Regions from separate parts of the Mus musculus genome. Here region 1 is linked to region 2. A link is a loop called in an ENCODE intact Hi-C map of the cell type or tissue named here. Cell type or tissue: heart. All regions are shown on one strand. Each heading gives the region's core, and the rest is flanking DNA. Links, peaks and the distances in the headings are about the cores only.

Evidence for each region. Hi-C counts contacts between places; a loop is a spot of excess contacts. Peaks named below come from ENCODE experiments on the same cell type or tissue, not always from the same donor. Only the 100,000 strongest peaks of a DNase experiment are listed, where the experiment ranks them.
Region 1: it touches region 2 in a loop (2.8-fold over the local background); 1 of 42 quality-filtered maps calls a loop at or near these places.

Annotation. Positions count from the first base shown.
Region 1 is chr2:34,823,355-34,828,728 of GRCm38, forward strand. It overlaps Fbxw2 (F-box and WD-40 domain protein 2), which reads right to left and starts at 2,881. Exons shown (of 8, transcript NM_013890.4): 1 at 2,818-2,881; 2 at 2,608-2,716. It also overlaps a transcript of Gm34653 not described here. In heart, for the core only: no CTCF peak of the experiment used is centred there; a DNase peak (open chromatin) is centred at 2,887; H3K4me3 peaks cover 1,883 bases; H3K27ac peaks cover 1,343 bases; H3K27me3 peaks cover 702 bases.
Region 2 is chr2:34,968,159-34,973,532 of GRCm38, forward strand. The region is part of intron 2 of Gm52552 (a long non-coding RNA gene); the gene reads left to right. Among named protein-coding and RNA genes, the nearest start is that of Gm46733, 8.1 kb to the left of the region's middle. In heart, for the core only: CTCF peaks have their summits at 2,380 (motif pointing left) and 2,584; a DNase peak (open chromatin) is centred at 2,383.

The DNA of each region.
Region 1 (5,374 bases), core at 284-5,283, 140 kb before region 2:
AAATCCATCTGCCTCTGCCTCCCAAGTGCTGGGATTAAAGGTGTGAACCACCACTCCCCAGCAGAAAACATATTTTTAAAAATCATGATATAGTAAACAAGTCAGAGGAACATGTTAGTGTGTGACTTGCTCCTTTTTAAGTCTAACACATGCCACATGCACTGTCACCAAAAAGATTTATAGAACATTCATTCATAAAGAGTATTCTAGTCTACATACAACCTTCCACTCAAACCATTACAAAACTACCTCCTTAGTAATTTACTTCCTAAATGCACTCTATTTGGGAAGTTACAAGAATGGCACCAACATATAACATATACAAATCTCTGGAGCTGTGACCTCTGTATCAGTTATGCTACTAGGTGCAACCTGACCTGCCACCCAGATCACAAAATTTGGTTCTACAATAAATGTTGAAGCAAAAAGATGTGAGGAAAGAAAAAACAAATGTGTGCTAAGCTGTGTGCCTTGGGTATTCTGGTATTCCATTCCTTTACAGTACTGTCTGTTAGAACATGGATTGCTAAAGGCTACAGTTTGCTTTTATAAGCCTCACATAAGCTAGTGACAGCTCTTAACTGTGTTCCCTACAGAGCCATGAGGGTCCTTGTAGCCTGTAAGATAAAGCAAATTAACAATCTCCATGATGCTGGCACAGTGAAACATACAATCTTAGCTTCTTAGAGGCTGCCCTTACAAGATAACTAAGTTAGAGATCAACCTGGGAAATATGTGATCATGGAATGCTCAACTAAAGTCTAAGCTTCCATTTGTAAAACAGAAGCTATTCTAACTTAGCAGTGTGCGAATCAGAAAAGCTGCAGTGATACGGCACATCTAAGCCGCTAACTGCTTCCTTAGCTCTTTTCTTTCTGCACACCCCCCTTGCTATCTTGTGCCTCTCACCCTTCTCAATGTAAACACTTAACTTGTTCTGCAGTCCTCAACAGAAACAATCACAAAGCTCTGAGGAAATGTGTAGTATGATAAACATTCCTAAATTGGGAGATGAGAGCATGAATTTGGTTTCTGCTTCTAAGCAATTATATTTATGTTGGTCCTAATAACTGAAGCAGCGCCTAAAAATATCACGCTTGATTCTAACATGGTTCATAGAAGAAGTCAATACTACTGCCCTTACCAACAAAGAGGCTAGGGCCCAAGAGGCAGGGTGGCTCAACCAGAGTTACACAGGAGCAGCAGCTCAGTAGTACCCAATCTCCACCTGCATCTTCTACAGGCAAGGCATTATGGGTGTAAACTCAATGTTTTCCCTCCTTCTAGTCTGCATAACCTATGCAGGTAAGGAATCAAGGCTTCAGGCCTGTGAGATGAAGTGCTTACTGAAAAGCCTGATGACCTGGGTTGGATACCCAAAACCCACGTAAATTTGGGGGGAGAAAACTGACTCCATAAAGCTGTATGCAAAACCACGCACGCACACACTGGCATATACATGCTCCCTCCAACATCCTACATAGACACAGACATATAGACACACTAAAAATCATTTTTTTAAAGAACAAAAAATAAATACTCATTGTTGTTGGGAAGGTTGTCTCCTTGCCTCCCCTTTCACAACCAGTTAAAAGGTAGGCCAGGCGTGGTGATACATGCCTTTAATCCCAGCCCTCGGAGGCAGAAGCAGGCTCTGTGAGTTTGAGGCCAGTCTGGTCTACACAGAGGATTATGTGTACAGAAAAGTATTCTGTGAATATTGAGGAAGCTGATTAAATATTGCTTCAAGAGAGAACTGGAAAGAAAAGGGATGAAGTCCCTTTTAACAAAACATCTTTTTGTATTTAAAACCATGTGACTACACTATTGTAAAGATCTTTTCCTCCTTTTGCTTGTGATATTTAGAAAATTGTTTTTACTGTTCCTTTTTGTTTTGCTTTTTGTTTTATTTTGTTTTTTGAGACAGGCTTTTGCAGTGAAGCCCAGACTGGTCTCACAATTCACAAGACTGGAGTGCTGGGACTGCTGGAGTCCACAACCACCCTTGGCCTAAAAGCCATTAATTTAGAGACTAATCTTTTAAACCTTTGAAAGAATACAAATAATGTTTATAAAACACGGGCTCTGAAATTTCACTTGTTGGGTAACCATGGGCAAATCATTTCTTGTGTTTCAAGCCAAATTTCCTCACTTGTAAACTGTCGCCTGGTACTGTTTTACCTACAAGATTGTTAGGGTTAAACAGCGTTCTGTACAGTATCTGGCACACTATAAGCCTACAATAAATGCCAGTTACTGTTATAATGTAGTACTAATACTGTCATTTCTCCCCTTTTAAAAAGAAGCATCATCTCAAATACACACCTGTTTTCAAGGCATACACACAAGCATGGTGCCTTCCTACACATACTACTACGTTCTGCATTTTATAAACCACCTGTCCACATTTCATCATCTTTAATTAATTAAAGTGCTAGCCTTGGGGCATCAATGTTAACTCGTTTCGCGGCTAGGAAAAACCGAAGCACCAGAAGGCAGGAACTCTTAGCTCTAATTTTCCTGTCTAAAATTAACTCCGAGTCTCTCAGCCCGTTCGTGACTCCCTTGGTCCCCTGCTCCTGGAGCCGTGTTCCGCGCGGCACTGACCTGAGCGAGCGCCCCGGGGCCCGGGACCTCGCGCCGGGCTCACACCGACTAGGCGCGCTCGGGCCGCCAGAGCGTCGCAGCGGCCGGGTCCGCTCCACAGCCATGGCGCCTGCGGGGAAAGGGAGAAAACAGGCCGGGGCGGCGGGTCAGTAACGCCGCGGGCGCTGGGGATTCCTGTCCAGCCCGGCCCGGCCAATCGCAAATACAGACCTGGACCTACGGCCGCTGCTCTGGGTCCGCAGCCTCACAGGGGAGCGGCTTCCGGTGCTGCTGCGTCATCTCCGCGCGCCATTCCGGCGCCCAGCGTCGGGCGGAAGCGGCTCTACTTCCGTCTCTGCCCTCCAAGTACCTGGGAAAGAATGGCCCCGACTGTGGAAAAGGGCCGAACATGTGCTGTACCACCGTCTGCGCTTACACCTTATGATCCTGAGCAAGGTGGACCTCTAGATTTGCACAATGTTTATTTTCCTCATCTACTTTTTTTTTTTAACCAAGTTAGGGTAATATTTCACAGGAGAGAAAGGGCTAAGGCTCCAAATCCACATGTGACGATATTCAAACAGCCCATTGACACCTGGCACCTCCCAAACACGATTCTGACACAGCTGAACAAATCCCTAACTGCGCGAGGTCTATGTCTAGTCGTAGGAGGAAGACAGGACAAATAACAAAGTATACTGCAGGAAGCAAGGACAAAACATGGTAAGGGAGTTGGGTAGGGGCTGGGTTAAGCTCGAATCCCAGGACATACATGCACGCTGTCCAAACGTGGCCACTTAGCCACGGAGACAGCTGTTCTCCGAAGCGCTTGTTACATATCAGCTAACTAGCGTGAAGCCTTTAGTCCCCCCAGATAGAAGTGGTAAGCAAGAAGCTCTATAAATGCTGCTGTGTGAAAGCTTTGCCTGTCTGTTTGATGGGACAAGGTTTTTCTGTAACTCTGGCTGACCGGGACCTCGCTCTGTAGACCAAGCTGGTCTTGAACTCAAAGATCTGCCTGCCTCTCCCAATAGCTTGGGACTAATGAATGGTGTGCGCCATCATTGCCCAGTTTTTGGTTTGTTTGTTTTTGTTTTTCCTATTTAAAGCTTTTGTTTCCCTTGGGTTTTTTTTTTTTTTTTTTTTTTTTTTTTGGGTTTTCGAGACAGGGTTTCTCTGTGTAGCCCTGGCTGTCCTGGAGCTCACTTTGTAGACCAGGTTGGCCTCGAACTCAGAAATCCCCCTGCCTCTGCCTCCCGAGTGCTGGGATTAAAGGCGTGCGCCACCACGCCCGGCTAGGGTTTTTTTTAAGAGTTATTTATTTTATGCGTATGAGTACGCTGTAGTTGTGAGCCTTCATGTGGATGATGGGAATTGAATTTAGGACCTCTGCTCACTCCGGTCAACCCCGCTCCCTATGTGAGACCGGCGCTCGCTCAGTCCCAAAGATTTGTTATTATAAATAAGTACACTGTAGCTGTCTTCAGACGCACCAGAAGAGGGCGTCAGGTCTCATTACAGGCGGTTGTGAGCTACCGTGTGGTTGCTGGGATTTGAACTCAAGACCTTCAGAAGAGCAGTCAGTGCTCTCACCCACTGAGCCATCTCACCTGCCCTGTTTTCCCTTGTTTTACAGCAGCCGCCAGAGCAACAAGGCGAGAAGGGCAAATGCTAGGAGGAAAGGGAGAAGGAGTTAACAGTTCTTATACAAGCCTTGGGTGTCTGGTCTCTTAGATCTAATTAGATCTCTTAGATCTGTAGATCTAATTCCTTAGCCCTTAACGCCTGCTAGTGTTGCAACTCTTGGCCCACAATCCCTGAGAATCTTGGCTTTAAAGACTTGACAACCAAGCTAGAGATAGTGGCCCGGGTGCATACTCCCAGCACTTTAGAGGCAGAGGTAGCATAATCAAGAGCTCAAGGTCTCCTTTCCGGGTTGGGGAGGTGAGCAGGACCCACAGTCTCCCTTCTCAGTTGTTACAAACTTTTCTTCTTCAGCCCTCTCTTGCTTTCTATTTCTTCTGTCCTTCCTCCATTCCTGACCACTCTGAAGCCTCTCTGCTGCTGCTCCAGCTGTCACTTTCTAAGTTTTCCATGCTGACTGATTCTCTTGCTGCCACCATGAGTTTCCCATCTGCCATCAGTAAGCCTTTCTCTGCTGTCTGTGTAACCAGTTCACGGTACTGAGAGTTGGTGGGATCACTGGTGAGACAGGCTTTTTACTAGGCTTAATGTTGCAACAGGAGGGGGAGAGGTGTAGGACACTGTCTCCCAGCCAATCCCAGTCATCTGAGTGACTTGATTGCAACACTCTTGATTACACAGCCAGAGAAGGGACTGAATCAGTCACAATTATGAAAGTTTATGTTTGGGCCAATCTCAGCCTTTCTCCTTTGAACCAGTCATAGCAGTCAGAGAAGCTTTGAGGCTCAAGAAGTGCCCCACCTGTCATCTAATTTCACTAATAGTTTCAAGGTCATCTAATTTCAAGGTCATCTAATTTCACTAATGCTTGGGATAGCCAGGAATCTGGTACAAGCTGTGTCTTAGAACCCTGATGGGTTGTACCTTCTGGATCTGGGGCAATCATCTGCAATTGTGCATTCTTTTCAAGGCATCCTCGGAGTGTTCAAGGCGCTGGCGTAAGGGTAGTATCGACTAGCTATTTGACTAATAGTTTCTTTGCTTAAGGCATTGAGGGTGCAAGGCAGAACCCAACAGTTGTTAATTAGGGAGTCAAAATTGTCACATTCCCCCAGCTTCTTATTCATATGAAGTGAATATTAGA
Region 2 (5,374 bases), core at 313-5,312:
AAGGGGTACAGCCCACCTGTTGCTTTCCATATTTGAGCTTACAGCGACACCAGGAACCACGGTAAGAAAATGCTGAAAGGTTCTACTAAAGGCCTAGTTTTTTTTGAACTATGGATTTAATTTTTTTTTTTTGAGGGAAACTATGTGTAACCACTCCTCTGATGGATTCCTCTTACAGCTCAAGCTAGACGAATTCCCAGCACAAGCCAAGACTTGGGAGTAGGAATGCAGGGTAGGAGTATAAGACTGAGAATCAGGGCAGTAGCCTTTGTTCCTCAAAGAATCCCATACTGGGGGGCCAGGAGGGCTATGAAAGGGGGCTGTTGCTTGCTCATCATTTTTGACCTCCTTTCCTTACACAGGGGAATGGGGAGCCCAGAGAGAGAACCCAGCTTGCACCGTCTGTTCAAGGGCCACATACATCTTCTGTCTCCCTGCCTTTTGTTCTAGAACTACTCAGTAATACCTTCTACTTTTGGTGCTTTGTTTATTTTTCTGCTCAGATGACGATCTCTCTTCAAGACAGGACCCCAAGGGCCAAGGGGCAGAATAGACATGACTCTGAAGGCCCCTGTAAGCCCTACCCTACCTCTTGAGTGCAGTGGGAGCCCAATTAATATTTGTTAGAATAGATTTGTCATCCTAAGAGGACCCAGTGACACCAGGAAACCATCATTCCTGGGCTTCACATCTGTGGGCTTCCAAAATGTATTTAAGGATCTCATTTTTAAAAAGATGTCTAAATACTTTCTGGGGAGGTCATTGTCTACCATATTCCAGACCTATTCTTGCAATACACGAATACATACGTGTGTATGGATACATGTGCATATGTGTGTGGGCGTGCAAGCCTGTGCAGGCCAGAGGCTGTTTTTAGGGCGAGGCCATCATCACCCTCTGCCTCATTTATTTTGAGACAAGGTCTCTCACTGAACCCGGAGCTCAGTGATTTGGCTTCATGGCCAGCATGCCCCAGGGATCTCCTTGGTGCCAGCAATACAGGTGCATGCTGCTGTGCCCAGCTCCTTATGTAGGTCCTGGGGAGCCAAACCCAGGTCCTCAGGCGACCACGGCAAGCATTTTGCCAGCTCTTTTCTGTAACTAGTGTCTGGCTCGTAGCCACAGATTTCCACAGAAGACAGTCAGGCACTCTCTGTCCTCCGTTGGGACCAGAGAGGATGGGGGAGGCCAGCTCTCTAGCATCAGCTCCTGGCCCTGTCCTTCTCCTTCCCAGAGAACACGTCTACACAAAGCACCCCCGAGCTGCCTTGGATCCCCTCCAAGCACTGCCCTGGAAACCAACCAGGCAAGAGAGGCTAGGGTGCCCCTGGGAAGGACACGTCTATTGAGGAGCAGTAGCTGTGGCATGCAGGCACACACATGCTCATGGCTGCAGAACCCTCCAAAGGAAAGTGGAAATCTAGATTTTTTTTTTCCTGTGATACCATCATTTTTAAGAACACACCACGAACAAAAGTCAAAACCAACCAACCAACAGCAACAAAAAGCCCCTCAAACCACATGAGATTGTCCACATTTCCTGTCTGTGGGCCACTGGGTGAGACCTCTGGTGGAACCTGGCATCCCATAAACATCGTCAGTAAAGGTGTGGATTTGACGAGATGCCACTCATGCAGGCTGGACACATTCTAGTGTTTATCCAGATGTGGATTTACGACCAGGGTCATCACTGAAAATTGGCACATGCATGTTCTCTCTTAGGACATGGTCTTAATACTTAGATTTCTCCTCCAAGAAGAGCAAATGTTGAGGAAGCTGCCAGGTGTCACCCAGTGAGTGGGCGGCTGGATTGGAACGCCAGGTTGTCTGGCTACAAATCCAGTGTCTGTCAGTACCACTCAAGCTGCCTCTCTGACACCCAAAATGAAACTGCATGTTAGTTTGCTAAGCCCCATGAGGTTAGCGATGGTATCTTTTTAAATCATGTCTGCAAAAAGAACATAGAAATCATGCAACATGCAACTTGAGGGATTGTACTTACAGCTGCACACAAATATGCATCCAGACGTGGTACACATAAACATACATAACCAGTTATGGATGCATGTGCATACCCACGCTCCATCATGCATGCCATTGCCCTCATCTCTCACTTCCTAGGGCATCTGAGTCTAGATTGGGCCACCCCACAGTCTCTCTGCCTGCCCTGTGCCAGCCTCATCTAGTCTTCACCGAGAGTTTCCTGGAAATCTGACTGCGGCTGTGGTCTTTTTTCCCTAACCCAGGAGACAAATCGGCACTTTTGTTTTTTCAAAGTCTGGGTTTCGTAAACCTGGAATCCTTCCTTAATTTTTCCACTAGAAATTTCCTTGGCCTATTGCCTTTTTCCAGGACTTCGGCCAGGAGGTCACACTTGGAGCGCCCTCTGCTGGGCACCGTTCCCCCAACCTAGTGGGCACTTGCAGAGGGGATGTGGTCTCTCTCATATGTCATCAAACAGGGAAACCAAGGGTGGCTAAGGGGATGGGAGGGGGAGGGTGATGCTGGGATGTGTGTGCTCATCCTAAGTATGTGCTAATGTGTGTGCTACCAGTGGGTGGACTTGTGTGTGTTTTCATTATTGAAAATAAAAGAGAAAAGTAATTCTGAGTTCCAACTAAAGGTACTGGACTCTACTTAGGGCCCTTGAGTGGGACCAGTGACAGGAGTAGGGACATCACCTAACTCAGCCTTACTCTTCAGTGCCCATCACATTTAACAGGTGGGAAGCTAAGACACAGAGAGGTGTTGAGAGAGGGGTGGGAGGGTTGTTTTTGAGCACCTGTCCACAGATAGTTAAACCTGCGAAATCTCTGCCATTTACCTACGCCTCTTGAGGTGCCTAGTTTTGTTCTCTATTTAAATATTAAGACACAGAAGTCTCACGTAAGGAAGAGAAGGGAGAATTGTCTTGGGTTTTGAATCCAACCCGCTGTCCTCTCGTCTTCAGAGACTCTTGGATTTCCCCATTTGGCCCAGAGCAGAGGCTGAGACAAGACACAGCACAGTGCTCCAGCTCTGGGATGAAAGTCCTTGCTTGTGACTCTTCCTAGGGTGCTGTTCCCAGCCCTGATGGGGCTCTTGGAGCCCTGGGCTTCAGTGGGGAGTAGGGACCCAGAGCCAGAGCAGTGAGTTCAGGACCAGGTGCCTCTCTAGATACTCGGTTCTGCTTTGCAGCTGTCCTGAAAAGAGAGCAGGTCCTGGAAGGCGATGGGTTTGCGTTTCATTTTAAAGGGTTCTGGTTAATGGTGCAAAGAAATGCAGAACGTATTTCAGCATCACGAGACTCTTCCCCTGGCTTTTGGTCCCACCTGGCTTCCCTTCCCACTCGGCCTCATTTACACAAAGGACTGCCTGTCCTCATCTCCTTTTATGACTCCTGTCTGAAATCCAAATCCTGGCCATTATTTTTAATCGACTGAATCATTAATTGTTTTTCTTTAAGCATGTCAGGTCAGAGGTCAACTTTGGGTGTTGCTTCTCAGCAGCCGTGTACCTTGTGTTTTGAGACAAGGCTAGCTGGCCAGCTAGCTCCAGGGATCAGGTCTCTTACCTCTTCCTTTCTAGAGCTGGGATCACACACACACACATCACCACAGCCAGTTCTGGAGATTGGACTCAGTTCTTCATGCTGACACGGCAAGCATTTTACTAACAGAGCCTTCTCAGCCCAATCCTGGTCACTCTTTAAAACCCTTCTCAGAGGTCACCTCTGTGGAGCCTTCTCTCCAGAGTCCAGCAAGTCTACTCTGCCTCGCTCTTCTCTCACAGGCCCTGTTGTGGGTGGAACATCCTGGGAAACTAGCAGGTTCAACTTTGATCTCCCCCATACAGGCATCACAGTGTGCATGTGATGTGTACACTTTATATGGCTTTTGTATACTGTCCCAGTAAGAACTGTTAAAGACTGGGGTTGAATGGGAGTTTGCTAAAGAAAGCAAGAGATAAATGAGCTTTTCCACTTCTCAAGTCAAGAAAGGGAAGCTTTCTGGAGTTGATTCAGAGTTAGTCCATGGCATGGTGGTTTGAGGAGCAGAGACCGCACAAACACTGTCTCATAGAATGGAAAGCCTGGAGGTGGGCAACCACTTAGACAAGCAAGGCAGAGGGAAAATGGCTCTGCTCTCATCAGCCTGAGCTCCTCCTGTTCTTGTGTACAAGATGACGGCCGTACACAAAGGAGATGTGAAGTCCTTCTAGGCCTATCTCACATGCGGTGGAGGGGACAAGTCACAGAATGGGGAGGGATCAGAGAGCAGCGGGTCCTGCTGGATTCAGACAGCTGCAGAAGTTAGCAATGTGCTGCTGCTATAGGGCAGCATCAAACAAGGACAAGGAGTTGTAGAGACTGCTCTAAGGAGATGTCTGGAGCCCCACCCACAAGTGCACACAGAGCCAAAGCCCTTGGGAGCCATCTTACAAAGCTCTGATCAGGTGAGAGTTCTTCTGTCGCTTGCCTCCATGTCTCCTCCCTACCCATCTCTGCCCAGGCAGGGCAGCGGAAGATGTGAATACACTCAGTGCCACTGGAGCTCAGTCAGAAGACACTGGGATAGTAAATAGCACACCACACATTTAAGATTTATCACCACAATTGTCAGCAGAGACGCCATAGCTAGAAAACAGAGGAGGGAGGTCTTGAGAGCAAAAACAGCCACTGCAATCAAACCTCCAGCTATAGGAATCCACCTGTGGTGGGCCCTGCCAGCATGGGTAAAATGTCTGCATCTTAACTCAAGTTTGGAATCTTTCTTTTGTACGGGCGGGACTGAATACTGAATGTCATTTGCTGGCGGTGTGACCTCTAGGACCTCCTACCTCTCAAGGCTGATCAAGGTTGGCATAGGTGTTTAAGGCTTCAGTGGAAGGCAGAGACAGGACTCCATTTTCTTTGCTCCTGGATAAGCTCTTGCAGGTGGTAAGGAGAGAATGTGATTCCTGAGTGTATGTAGTGAGTTTTGTCTGCTGCATTCAGGTACCACATTTGTTACACTCTGAAATGAATCTCTTCTAGTTAGTGCTTCCAGTTGCGGGTGTTTGCTTTCTGCCTTGCAGCTAAGAGTGTGTGCTTGCCTCAGTCAGAGACACTTAACCGTCAGCACAAAACTCGGCTGCATCAGGCTTCCGGCTTCCTCCTTCTGGGGACCCAGCTGTCCTCAGGGTGAGGGGCTCCCTTTTATCCTCACGCCTGGGTTGGAAGTTCTAAGACAACCAACTTCTGACCCGGTGCTCTGCTGCAGCACAGACTATAATTCATACCTGCCCGGCTCCAGATCCCGTGCTTAGGACAGAGCAAGACCCCATCTTGAAAAAGCTTACAGGGAGTGATAAACCACAGGGGCAGGACAAGCTGCTTAAAGGAAAGTAAAAATTC